Regions from separate parts of the Mus musculus genome. Here all the other regions are linked to region 3. Evidence: chromatin loops called from intact Hi-C (ENCODE). Cell type or tissue: left cerebral cortex. All regions are shown on one strand. Links, peaks and the distances in the headings refer to the core of each region. The heading gives the core; the rest is flanking DNA.

Region 1 (4,000 bases), core at 1-4,000, 200 kb after region 3:
TCCCACCCCACCTCACCCCCCCCCCCAGATTGTCACAGGAGATCCATGGAGAACTGTCTTGTTATTTTGTTGAGCCAGGGTCTCTTGTAGCCCAGTCTACACTCATCGTTTTGAAAGTTGCCTTTTAACCCATGTACCTAAATGCTTTCAGAGCAGGGCCAGGAAACCTACCTTTGCTACTGTGTTGAAATAAACTAAAGTTTATAGAGACAGGCCAGTCTCCTCACCCTGCTTTTCCTGATAGAAGCTTGTTAGACTTGCTATTGTAAGATGTCTTCTCAGTGCAGGTGTAATTGTTTTCCATTGATTGTGTTTTACAGCTTATCCTATTCTGTTGCAGTACTTGGTGTTTAGAGTATGTTAACAAAATGCGGAGGAGGGAAAATTCACTCTTCCCTTTTGAGGACTTTTATCCCCTAGGGAGAAATCAGTTGCGTATGCTGCAAGAGATCACCAAGCTGTGTATTTGTTTATGGTTTTATTTTTTGTTTTGCTTTGTTTTTTGTTTGTTTGTTTGTTTGTTTGAGACAAGCTCTCACTTTGCAGCCCTGGCTGGCCTGAAACTCACTGTGTAGGCAAGGCTGGTCTTGAACTCATGGTGATTCTCCTGCTTCAGCCTCCCGAGTGCTGGACTGACTAGCCTACGCTTTCATGCATGTGAGGATGTGTTTTACTAGGGCTTTTGTTGGTTTGGTTTGGTTTGTTTTTGAGACAGAATTATGTGTAGCCCTAGTTGGCCTGGAACTAGCTCTGTAGACCAGGCTGGCCTTGAACTCACAGAGATCTGCCTCTGCCTCTGCCCTCTGCCCTCTGCCCTCTGCCCTCTGCCCTCTGCCCTCTGCCCTCTGCCCTCTGCCCTCTGGCCTCTGGCCTCTGCCCTCTGCCTCTGCCTCTGCGATTAAAGGTGTGTGCCATCACCACTGAACTGACATATCAGCACTCCTGCTTCTGCCTCCAAACTCCTGGGACCACAGGCCTTTAGCACCATGTCCATGTTATTCTTTAAAAATCATATTTAGAATGCTTCTCCCTGCTTCATTCTAATGCTAAATCAAAGGGGCATGTGTCTCTTTACCAAGATGTACTGATGCTGGCTGGCTGGCCTTGTGCACTCTGTCTGTCCGTCCAATAGATTTTTGTAGTGTTGGGGTTTGCTCAAGGGCCTCACTAACTAGACAAGTGCTATAACACTGAGCTATGTCCCCTGCTCTTTCTCCTTTTTACAATTATGTCACCTATTGTTTGTTTTGACATGGGACTCACATGACACAGTCTCCTTTCTCCCTCTCACGTCGTGGGATTGCAGTAATTCCTTCCTTATTTTGAGACAGTGTCTCATTAAGTTGCCTATGCTGGCCTTCAGCTTGTTGTGTGGGCCGAGCAAACCTTGATTTTGCAATCTTCTCACCTCAGCCTGTGACATGACTGGGATTACAGGTCTGCACCACCAGGCTGGTTGGTGTTGGCTGTGTGTGTGTTGACGGTACACCGACACGGGTGTCTTGCTCGCTCATAGCAGCTTCCTCACGTCATGAAGAGCTGTTCCCTCCTGTTGCTGTTTCTGTTCTCCGCACCAGTTTCCCCATGGTTACCAACGAGCAGCAGCGTTTGTGCTGTGTGCTTTCCTCCTCCATATCCAGCAGGGGGAGAAGTTTTACCAGCTTTTCACACTCCAACTTGAGGCCCAAGTCACCGGCTTCATTCAGGCCAGTTTAAGCCCCTTTCCTATCCCTAAATAAATTCCTTTATCAAGAAAGATAGGCATACACCTGCTGCATTAAACCAATGAGGGCAGCCTTTGGGTGGGAGGATCTGCCCTACTCAAGGTCCTTGCTTGGTGTATGTGGAAAGCTGGAGTCTGTGCAGTAGGCGGTCTCCATCTGACAGGAAATAAACAAGGCAGATGGTGAACCATCTCTCTAAGTGCCAAGTAGGCTCAATGTTATTTTTTCATGTCTGCTTCAATGTTAAATTGGCCCTTTCTTTTTGTCTCATTAGCAAATTGTTTGCAACAGAAAACTATTTGGCAGCGGTTGATGCATATAATTTAGCCATACGACTGAACTGTAAGATCCCATTATTGTATTTGAATCGGGCTGCTTGCCACCTCAAATTAAAAAACCTACACAAGGCCATCGAGGACTCTTCTAAGGTACGTATATTTCTCTGTTTGGGTGTGTTGTGTATATGTTTATGTATTTACTTCATTTAAAAATATAGTGCTTTGAGGCAGGAGAGATGGATCAGCTGTTAAGAGCACTGACTGCTCCTCCAGTGGACCCAGATTCAATTCCCAGCACCCACATGGTGGCTCACAACCATCTGTAACTCCAAGATCTGACGCCCTCCTGTAGATATACATGCAAGTAAAACACCAATGCACATAATACACACACCCATATATATATGTATATGTATATATATATATGTATATGTGTATCTATATATATATCTTTAAGATTATCATGAAGAGTCAGCTATAGTGGCTCATCAAGGGGTTGAAGGAAGAGGATCACTTAGATCAAGGCCAGGCGAATTCCAGGCAAGGTTACCAAATGAGAGAAATGTGTGCTCACTTCAGCAGCACGCATGCTAAAATTGGAATGATGCAGAGAAGAGCATCATGGTCCCTGTGCAAGGATGACACAAAAATTCATGAAGTATTTCCTAATTTTTCTTTTTGAGTTTCCATTTGGAATGTGCTTAGACTACTAAAACAATAAACTACTGATGTCTGAAAAGTGTGTTATAGAACCTAGCATGTTCACGATCCACAGGGCAGGGGGGTGGGGTGGGGCCCCGGGCCTACCTTTGCTAGGCCTTCTTTATTGGTTTAAAGGATGCTCTAGGACTTAGCACTTAGCCTAATGGTAAAGCCTCTGCTCAGCCAGTGTGAGGCGCTGGTTCTGCACTCAGTCCCCGCCCCCAGAAGTTGATGCTAAGCCCTTCTGCCTTTGGAGGTAAGCGCTGTGCTGTGTGTGGTCCCTTTTCCCTTTTGATTTGTTCTGTGTAGAGGATGCTCTACAGTTGCCGGGCTTCCTTCCTGTCTCCAAAGAGGGAGCCAAAGTGAAAGACCAATCAGCAAGTAGCAGACAGGAAGTGAAGCATAGTAAAACATCATCGCCTCTGGCACTGACAACATCCTGCAGCAGTGACGGGGAGTTCCACTGAGAGAGTCACACTGGGCGTCCTGACTGAGAGGTGTCTAGACAGAGCATAGACTTTGCTTCATGTACCCACTGCAGGCCTTTTTATGCTGTGTGATAAACAGTAGTAACCTCTGCTCTGCTGGGAATGGCTCACCCTGAGACCCAGTCATTCTCAGGGGTGCGATGTTTTGTTTTGTTTTGTTTAATTAATTAATTAATTATATTTAGTATACTGTAGCTGTCTTCAGACACTCCAGAAGAGGGAGTCAGATCTCCTTACAGATGGTTGTGAGCCACCATGTGGTTGCTGGGATTTGAACTCAGGACCTTCAGAAGATCAGTCAGGTGCTCTTACACGCTGAGCCAACTCACCAGCCTGGGTGCGATGTTTTTAATCACAGCCTCAGCACTTAGCTATTTTCCTTTCTCTCCGTTAGAGAACCTGACCTAGGATGTGGAGTTTTGGGAGATCTTGAAATAAACATGCTTGAGTCAGCTCTCAATACGTGCAAATAGCACATGACAATTTACCAATATAACTTATAGTGCGGGTCTAAATTGCCTAACATTGGCTAACATTGAACAGGCCTTAAGTTTGCTGTTCTGTGCCTTAGCCTCCCTATACCCGGGATTATCGACATGTACCACCAGGCCCAGCTGATTGATTTGTTTGTACTTTTAGTGTTTTATTTATTTTTGAGACAGGATCTCATGTAGCCTAGACTGTCCTGGAACTTAGTATGTAGAGAATGGCCTTTCACTCTTGATCCTCAAAAGTGCTGGAATTGCAAGCCTGTGACTACACCCAGCTTAATAATGCTCCAGGCACAGGAACTATAGGTGCAGAGCAT
Region 2 (4,000 bases), core at 1-4,000, 190 kb after region 3:
CCCTGTACAGTTTCTCCATTCTGCTCAACCCCCTTCCGCCCCCAACACCATGCAGGAGTTTAACACTGAGCGTGCCTCCCCACCTTTGTGTTTTAGTCTAAAGTTTTTTGTTTTTGTTTTTGTTTTTTTTTTGTTTTGTTTTGTTTGATTTTTTTTTTTTTCGAGACAGGGTTTCTCTGTATAGCCCTGGCTGTCCTGGACCTCACTGGCTGGCCTCGAACTCAGAAATCCGCCTGCCTCTGCCTCCAGAGTGCTGGGATTAAAGGCGTGCGCCACCACGCCCGGCTAGTCTAAAGTTTTAAGACAAGCAGAGAGTCTGTTTTCCCATCAGACTACGGTCTTGTCACCATTGCTTTCAGGGAGACACGTGTGTCATCTGTGCTGTGCAAGGACTGTCACACTTAGACTCACTGCTAGTGGAAATGTTGAATGTAGGCTTTCTTGAACAACTTGTCAGTTTGTCTCCTCTGGTGTTACTCTATTCCAGATTCTCTTGAATAAAGGTAGTTTTTAAGGAGAAGACCTGATTATTTTAAGAGTTTGAACTTTCTCTCATTAGGAGGGGTAAGTGTGAGTGCATTGGCTTTGAATGAAGTGGAACCATCAGCAGGTTAAGGGAGGCTCTGGCCCGTAGGTTGCCAGGAGTTGACACTGATTGAGCGAATTTTGGTCAGGTCCTGCTATGTACACTTCTTTTCTTCAAAGAACAGAGATGAGGTAGAAGGTTAAATCTGTGTGACTTTAATATTGTATGCAATGCAGAAAGATACAACTAAATACTTGCCATGCAAGGGAGACACCAGGATCAAGAAGGTGGTTTGGGGCAGGGTGGAAGTGTGAGGTGGGGGCTTGGGGGTGTGGGGTTAGGAGGGGCTAGAGAGATGGGTAAGAGCACTCGCTGCTCTTCCAAATGTTGTTCAATTCCCAGCACCTACATGGCAGCTCACCACTGCCTTCTGTAACTCCAGTTCCAGGGGAATCTGATGCCCCCTTCTGGCCTCTGTGGGCTCTGCATGAACATGGTACTCAAAAATACAGGCAAACACCCAAACACATAACACAAATAAATTTTAAAAGAAACGGCTTAGTGGGCATGATGGCACACACCTTTAATTCCAACACTTGTGATGCAGAGAACAGGCAGGTCTCTGTGAGTGTGAGGCCAGCCTGGGCTACAAACAGATGCCATATATTCTTAAATTTTTAAAATTTGGCATTAGTAAGTCAGATGTGGAGTCACATATGTATTCCAGGCAGAAGGACGGAGTTTCATTATGTAACTAGCCTGGGCTACATAGTGAAAGAGGGGTAGGGAAACAGTGGGGTGAGAGGGCTCAGCAAATCAGTAGCCCGAGCTATACAGCAAGTTCCAGGTCAGCCTAGACTACATGGTGTCTCTAAAATGAACGAATGAATAGTAATTTTTAAAAAGAACCTTTTGTTTTATATACGATGCTTATTTGTTTTATGTATTAGAGGTCAGAGAGCAACTTGCCAGAGTTGGTTCTCTCCTTTGACCATGTGGGTCCTGGGGCTTGAACTCACGCTATCAGGCTTGGCTCCTTAAGAATCCTTTTTTTTTTTTTTTTTAACTTCCTTTTTTCAGCCATCATTTAGTGTACAGCAATAATTTGCTTGTTTGTATTGCTATATAATATTCTGTTTGTGTATTTACTTTAGAAATATTTAGGTGCTTTCCAGGTTTAAAGGATTTCATTTATTTTATATTATGTGTAGGAATCTTTTGCCTGGCCTCTGTCTATGCACCGTATGCATGCAGTGCCTTTTGAGGCCAGAAGAGGGCATCAGATTCCCTGGACCTGGAGCTACAGACAGTCATGAGCTGCCTTGTGGGTGCTGGGTTCTCTGTAAAGCAGCAGTCAATGCTGTTAACTGGTGAGCTGTCTCTTTAGGCCCTAAGGGAGGACATTATTTTTATCTATCTATCTGTCTGCAGTTTCTCCTCCCTCCTCTCCTCCCAGTCCTTACCCCCATCCCTCCTCCCGACACCCATTGTTCCTCCCCTTCTCTTCAGAAAAGGGGAGACCTTAAGGAGGACATTTTTTTTTCACACAAGGATCGTATGAGATCTGTCTCAGAGAAGACTGGGTTATAGACAGTTAAAGGGTCTTTCTTACATTCCTTCAGTTTAAGCCAGGCAATGGTAGTACATGCCTTTAGTTCCAATACTAGGGAGGCAGAGGCACAGGCACAGGCAGGTGGATCTCTGTGAGTTCCAGGACAGTCAGGGATACACAGAGAAACCATGTCTTAAAAAACTGGGGGGTGGGGGGATGGGGGGGTGAGGGGGGACGACGACAAAGTTTCTTTAGCCTAAAATATCTAATATGTCAAATATAGCATGGTGTGGGATAAGCAAAGGGATTGCCTCCATTTTGGAAGCGCTGAATCTAGTTGGAAACTTCCTTCTCTTAGGCTGTCCCAAATTCCAACCCCTTTCACAAAGGCGTTTCTCCCCTTAGTCTGTTCCCTCCTGCTCAGTGTGCTGAGCTCAGCTTGTTCAGCTACAGAGAGATGGCTTATACGCCTGGGTTGAAAAGCTTTGAAGAAATATGTTAGATAAAAAAATTAACAATATTATGCTTTTTGATAAACATCAGTTCTGCTTTTATTTGTTTTTGATTTTTTTTTTTTTGAGACAGGGTTTCTCTTTGTAACCCTGCCTATCCTGGAACTCCCTCTATAGACCAGGCTGGCCTTGAACTCAGAGATCTGCCTGCCTTTGCTTCCTGAGTGCTGGAACTAAAGGCATGAACCACTACTGCCGGATAGTTCTGCTGTATTTTATTTCAGACAAGGTCTCATGCAGCCCAGGCTGGCCTCAAATTTAGTATGTAGTAGAAGTTAGCTTTGAACTTCTGGTCTTCCTGTTTCCACTTTGCAAGTTCTAGGATTTCAGCACACACAGCTACACCTACCTGGTTTGTGTGATGCTGGGATTAAACCCAGGGCTTTGAGCATGCTAAGCAAGCTCTCTACCACCTGAGCTACCTCCTCAGCCCATCAAGTCCTTTAGTATTTTATAATTTATTTGGTTTTCCAAGATAGGATTTCTCTGTGCAGCCTTGCCTGTCATGGAACTTGCTCTGTAGACCAGGCTGGCCTCGAACTCAGAAATAGATGCCTGCCTCTGCCTCCCAAGCACTGGGACTAAAGGTGTGTTGGCACACTGCCTGACTTCTTTTTTATCTTTATTTTTAAAGATTTATTTATTTATTATATGTAAGTACACTGTAGCTGTCTTCAGACACACCAGAAGAGGGCGCCAGATCTCATTACAGATGGTTGTGAGCCACCATGTGTTTGCTGGGATTTGAACTCAGGACCTTTGGAAGAGCAGTCGGTGCTCTTATTCACTGAGCCATCTCACCAGCCCCAATTTTTTATTTTTAAGTATGTGCATGTGTGTATGTGTGTGTGTGTGTGTCTGTGTGTGTATACAGTGCCTGTAGAAGCCAGAAAAGACACAAGAGCTTGAGACAACATGCTAGGAACAAGAATAGAATAAAAAGAGGGAAATGGCAAAAAGCAGGATGAAAGTGAAACAAATCAGCAGGATGTTAGGTTCTCTGCTCAGAAGGACTGACAAAGGAGCAGAAGTTTGAGATAATGATCTGCTGACAAAACAGGTCAGGATCAGGAAGGGAGAGATACTAACACCAACTCTACTGATCCTAAACTTTCTGCAATAAATTATGCTGGAGTTTAAACATTTCCCTAAATGCTCTCCAAACTTTTTTTTTCTAGTTTAAAATGCAGCATTCTATGTGCAAATAACTTCTCTAGTACTTAATTACATTTATCATTCACATCAGACTCGCGTAATGTAGAAACTGGGCCTAAGGAAGTAGTGTAGAAGGAGCATTTAGAATAAATGAAAGATCTCAGTCATTTTTCTGCTAACAATGCACATGGCACTAAAGACGTTGGGCTGAACTACACGGCCTTCAAGTTTCTTGGCAGCTGAAGTTCGGTGTGT
Region 3 (5,850 bases), core at 989-4,988:
TAGGACAGCCAGGGCTACGCAGAGAAACCCTGTCTTGAAAGAACCAAAAATAAATAAATAAATAAAGTATATACCCTAGCCACATGAAAGTGATTAGAGAAAACAGTGTCTCACATAACCTAGCTCTAGATTGTAGTAAATAACATGTTAATCCTGGTCCTAAAAACAATCTCGATATGGAAAGAGGGGCTGTCATAACCTCGACATTGATCTAGATGTGTACAGCATCCTCTTCAGCATTCAAAACTCTTCCTTGGCTGGGGTCTGAGGAGAAAGCTCAGAGCTTTGTGAGTACAAGGACCGGAGTTCAACCCTCAGAACCCACATTAAAAAAAAACAACCGAGATAACCCTCGCTTGTAAACCAGCGCTGGAGGAGGAAGAGATGATCAGATCCTGGGGGTCACGGACCACACAGTGTCCCAGAAGCCTAATCTCTAGCGGTGGCTGTCACCCGAGGAACAGCAGCTGAGGCTGACTTGAGCTCCACGTGCTACCTCACTCCGCACAAACGCACCTGAACATAAAAGAAAATCCTCCTGGTTTCTTCTCAGGGCTGTCACAGTGCAGGGCAAGCATGACCACCACAGATGACCACCCAGAGCTTAGAGAAGCCCTGAGGTAAGGCCTTGGATGCACTGAGAGGCCTGAGGAAAGGAGGGGGAGATGGGAAAGAAAAGACGTGTAAAGGATTCTTCAACCCAGCCGGAAAGATTCTGCCAAATAGTAATCTGTAGCCATTATGAAATTTCCAGGAAGGAAAAGATTAGCATGCAAAGGAGGCACAGATGTGACTGGAAAAGTTTCTGCTCTCCTCAGAGACACCAGCGTAGGCGCTCAGAACTAAGGGCTTGCATCAGAGCCTCAAAGGACCACTGAGGTCAGAGGGTCCACATCCCTTGTGTTATGGATGAGATGGGTGATGGGACAGATCTGCAGGGACCAATACAGAGTTACCCAATAACTGCAGATGTTCACAGTATCCTCTGAAGAGCCAGGTATAAACCAGGCCCATGTGCCCATTGGGACAGTCAGGGATAAGCCACAAAAGTTCTCTTTGAGTGACTGCTCTCTGGTAGAGGCCAGGGCTGACCCTGGCAGCACCTGGGTATAGAAGAAAGAACATTTCCCACAGCCGAGCTCTCAACAGGTTGTACTTGTGACCAGGGATGGACGCTGCATGGTGGGAACAGAACCTCCAGGCAGGAGATATGGAGAAAACCAAGGCGAGTTAAGGGGAAGAGAGCAAGAGGAACATGGCCACCTCTCTGTAGAAGACAAACAGGCCCAGGAAGTGACCCATTAGGACCATGGGCTGCGGTGAGATGGCTCAGTGGGTAAGAGCACCCAACTGCTCTTCCGAAGGTCAGGAGTTCAAATCCCAGCAACCACATGGTGGCTCACAACCATCTGATCACGAGATCTGACTCCCTCTTCTGGTGTGTCTGAAGACAGCTACAGTGTACTTACATATAATAAATAAATAAATCTTTAAAAAAAAAAAAAGAATGGAATGAAATTCCAGATTAATTAAAAAAAAAAAAAAAAAAAAAAAAAAAGGACCATGGGCTGCAGTTGTATAACAAACTGAGTCACCAAAAGAATAACTTTAATTATAGGACCATACAAAAGACAGATAACCTATCTGGGCGGTGGTGGTGCACACCTTCGATCCCAGCACTTGGAAGACAGAAGCTCTGTGAGCTGGAGGTCAGCCTGGTCTACAGAGCAATTTCCAGGACAGCCAGGACTGTTACATCGAGAAACTCTGTCTCGAAAACAAAACAAAACAACAAAGCAAAACAAACAAACAAACAAAACCAAAAAAAGGTAAGCAGTCTCTGAGTGAGATTTCTGGACCTCCTCCCACTGGGTTAGGACCCGGAGAGGATAATGTATTTATATGTAATAGTGTAACATGTGGCAGGCATGTTACAAGTATACAAGAGAGAGATGCTTGGGAAATGATGCCTGTGTCCCCTTCTGTGGTAATCTACTATGCAGGCATATATGTGTATTCTACTTCTCTCTGTGTGTGTGCACGCATGTGCCATGGCATGTGTGTGGGGGCAGAGGACAACTTTCAGAAGTCTGTGGTTCGTTAGGATCAAATCCAGGTCCATGCTTGGAGTCAAACAGCCTTACTCCCTGAGCCCCCTCACCAGCCCAATCTATTATACTTAATAAGTGTCTCCCCCACTGTGTTTCATAACAAAGGAGTTATTTTTTCCAAATAAGACACTGGTCTGGCATTTGTGAGAAAAACTCGAGAACAAAGTGTCTGGTGAATGTTGTTTACTGACTGACTGCTTGTGAGCCACTTGCCTTCTTAGGGCTCCATGCCCCTGCTCTCTGGGGGCCCCCTCCGCGGTCCTCTCTCCAAATAACTGGGCCTGTGACCATTCAGGAGCTCTGGAGACAGGAGCAGGGTAGAGTGGCGGTATTTTCCCAGACACTGTGGAGCCTAGGTTGAGTTTCTGTTACAAGTGTCATTTGTGTGTATGAAAGGCCACTGGGACATGTAATTAGCCATCTCTTGAGCCTGTCTGATTTCACTTTTCACATGGAGGGTATGAGCATATACTGTGCTTGGCTGGGCTCAGCTGAAAGAATCAACGGGTGTCAATCGGTTCATCCGCTGAGTTTCTATCTCTGCTCTACCCCTGACTCCCGTCTGCGCCCAAAGGGCCAGATCAAAACCAGTCCTGTGATTTCTCCTAGCTCAGAATCTTCTGACACCTCCAATAAAATGTCTGTTGTTGTCCTCAGCCACTCCTTGAGGTCATTTCTGCCAGAAGATGGCGCCACGGACTCATGTTTGCCCGGAAGCGTGGGCGGTCGTTTGCGAATCAATCCCCTCTGCTTTCAAAGGCTGCAGGGAACTCACCTACTTACCAGCTGCCAACAGATTAATCTTAGAAATACTGCTGCTCATGCTCCCAGGGGGTGGCTGCACCGTGCGCCATCTCTCCCTTTGCTGACTCCGAGGGCATCAGCATGGTCTTTGGCCCGTCGTCTGGTTTCTGGAAAGCGCTAACGGTCAGGGATGAACATGTGCTGTTGTTACATAGTACCCACCATCAGCCATTTGCACGCTGTTCAGAAGGTACAAATGGCCACCGAGCTTGTCAATTGCCTAATTGCTGCTTGGGGGCGGAGGGGGGGGGGAGCAGATACAATTTTGCAACCTTAGATCTCTGGCAGCAGCTAAGCTAGAGAGGCTCAGAAAAGAGTGGTTTCTAGTTGTCTCAGGTTACTGTGAGCCAGGTCAATAGTGTGGAGAGGGATCAGGGCAGGGAAAAGAAAGGAAGAAAGAAAAAAAGAAAGAAAGAAAGAAAGAAAGAAAGAAAGAAAGAAAGAAGGAAGGAAGGAAGGAAGGAAGGAAGGAAGGAAGGAAGGAAAGAAAGAAAGAAAGAAAGAAAGAAAGAAAGAAAGAAAGAAAGAAAGAGCAAGAAAGGAAGGAAGGAAGGAAGGAAGGAAGGAAGGAAGGAAGGAAGGAAGAGAGAAAGAAAGAAAAGACCTTAGGCCAGCAGGCCCATGACTGGGATACTACCCAAAGACAGTCTAGGAGACAGAAAGAGGATCCAAAGTGAAAATTCCCCTAAATGATCCTAGGCTTTGATTTCTTCTCACATGTTAAAGAAACAGAAGAAGGGGAGGGAGAAGAAAGAGAGAAAGGGAGGAAGGAAGAGTGTGTCAGTGTGTGTGAGTGTGTGTGAGTGTGTGTGTGTGTGTGTGTGTGTGTGTGTACATCTGCTTGGGAGATAGCTCAGTCTGTAAAGGACCTAAGTTAAATCCCCAGAACCCGTGGTTTGTTTGTTTGTTTTTAACAAGCCAGTCATGGTGGCGCAAACTTGCAAGCCCCGTGCTGTGCTGTGGGGAGGTAGGGAGGGGGGACCCCCGGGGTGGGGGTGGGGTGGGTCACTAGCTACCCAACCAGCCTACTCAGTGAGATCCAGGACAGTGAGAGACCCTGTCTTAAAGATAATGTGGGCCAGGTAGTGGTGGCCCACTCCTCTAATCCCAGCACTTGGGAGGCAGAGGCAGGTGGATTTCTGAGTTTAAGGCCAGCCTGGTCTATAGAGTGAGTTCCAGGACAGCCAGGGCTACACAGAGAAACCCTGTCTCGAAAAACCAAAAAAAAAAAAAATAATAAAATAAATAAATAAATAAATAAAAAATGGATAGCTCCTAAGAAACTAGAGACCCCCCTCATCCCCTGAGAAAGAGAAGGGGGAGGAGAAGGGAGAGGGGAGCAGGGGTAGAGCTGAAGGCAGAGAGGGGAGAGGAGAAAGAGACCTGGGCTGAAATGGGTATCATTAAATAGTTCTGATTCAAATATATCAGCTAGCTCTTCTTCCATAAAGAAACCCAGTGGTTCTCAACCTGTGGGTCGTGACCCCTTGGGAGACACACTTCAGATGTCTTCCATATCAGATATTTATACTTTGATTCATAACAGCAGCACAATTAATTATGAAGTCATAATTAAATCATTTTATAGTCAGGAGTCATACAACATGAGGAACTGTATTGAAGGGTCACAGCATTAGGAAGGTTTCGAGAACCACTGAAGTAAATAATTTTAAGATTCAAGTAGAAAATCCCAAGGCATCATTGGACCTTCGTTTCAGGAGTCCTGCGTCTCCTTGGCATATGGAAGCACTGGGCACTTCCTAGCTGTCATGCCGGGCATACTGTGGACAGATTCTGACATCTTGAACGTTTGGTCGTGGCCTCAGCAGAGCCTTTAAGATGAATGTGTGTGGGGTCTGAGGAGATAACTTGGTGGTTGAATACCTCCCTGTGAGCTCCAGGACCTGAGTTCGGATCCCTGGCAGCCGTGTAGATGTTGGGCTGAGAGGCAGAGACAAGAGGACCCTGGGGTTTTACTGGCCTGTTAGTATAACTCATCAGTTCTCAACCTTCCTGGTACTGTGACCCTTTCATACAGTTTCTCAGGTTGTAATGACCCCCCCAGCCATACAACAATTTTTCATTGCTGTTTCATAACTGTAATTTTGCTAGTTATGAATTGTAATGTATATATCTGTGTTCTTAGGAAACCCCTGTGAAAGGATCATTCTACCCTCCCCCCCCCAAAAAAAGAGTGAGACCCACAGGTTTGGAACCACTGGTGAGTCCAAACAGCTAGCTCCAGATCCCGTTAGAGACCCTGTCTCAACAAATAATGTGAAGAGTGATAGAGAAAGGTACTGGCCTAAAGATACTGGCCTCCACAGCCTTCATGTGTGCATGTATGTGTGAGTGTACCTACCACACACATACACACACATGAACATACATGCACACACACATACACACATGTACACACACATACACACACATGCACACACACATGTACATACATGCACACAATAGACATACTCACATGCACACACAACTGCATCAGTTTCTGAGAGGGAAGGATTACTGTTTCTCATCTGCCTCATGCAGGTTTCTTTTATCACCTGAAAAAAGTCAGGGAGAGACATGTTGATCTCTTTTGTGGTGAAGGAAATAAAATGATTCTACTCGTCAGATTTCCAAATAGTGATAGGGGATGTTTGAGAGGTTCCAGCAGAGCTGGAGAAGGACAAGGAAGCCAGCCAGTCCCAAGGGTGGGGGACTGAGACATTATTCTATTGAAATGTATCTGAGGGGTCTGGAGAGGGCGCAGAGCTCAATTCTCAGCACCCATGTTGAGTGGCTCATAAGCACCTGCCATTCCAGCTCTGGAGGACCTGGTGTCTTTCTCTAGCCTCTGTGGGCACACATGTGGCATACTTACAAGTAAAAATAAACAGACATCTTTTAGAAGATGCATCTGAGGGGAGAAGCCAGCACTTTC

Evidence for each region. A loop is a pair of places that touch in the nucleus more often than their neighbours do. Peaks named below come from ENCODE experiments on the same cell type or tissue, not always from the same donor. Only the 100,000 strongest peaks of a DNase experiment are listed, where the experiment ranks them.
Region 1: it touches region 3 in a loop (2.5-fold over the local background); 3 of 42 quality-filtered maps call a loop at or near these places.
Region 2: it touches region 3 in a loop (2.4-fold over the local background); 5 of 42 quality-filtered maps call a loop at or near these places.

The regions. Positions count from the first base shown.
Region 1 is chr9:72,967,034-72,971,033 of GRCm38, forward strand. It overlaps Dnaaf4 (dynein axonemal assembly factor 4), which reads left to right. Exons shown (of 9, transcript NM_026314.3): 7 at 1,999-2,152. Gm23567 (a small nuclear RNA gene) reads left to right here and starts at 2,569; the gene lies at 2,569-2,675. In left cerebral cortex, for the core only: a CTCF peak has its summit at 1,655 (motif pointing right); DNase peaks (open chromatin) are centred at 1,635 and 1,833; H3K27ac peaks cover 1,167 bases.
Region 2 is chr9:72,953,949-72,957,948 of GRCm38, forward strand. It overlaps a transcript of Dnaaf4 not described here. Among named protein-coding and RNA genes, the nearest start is that of Dnaaf4, 2.8 kb to the right of the region's middle. In left cerebral cortex, for the core only: CTCF peaks have their summits at 1,001 (motif pointing left), 1,798 (motif pointing right) and 3,288 (motif pointing right); DNase peaks (open chromatin) are centred at 1,005 and 1,803.
Region 3 is chr9:72,764,071-72,769,920 of GRCm38, forward strand. No RefSeq gene overlaps it. Among named protein-coding and RNA genes, the nearest start is that of Gm27204, 12 kb to the right of the region's middle. In left cerebral cortex, for the core only: a CTCF peak has its summit at 2,790 (motif pointing right); a DNase peak (open chromatin) is centred at 2,831; H3K4me3 peaks cover 485 bases; H3K27ac peaks cover 394 bases.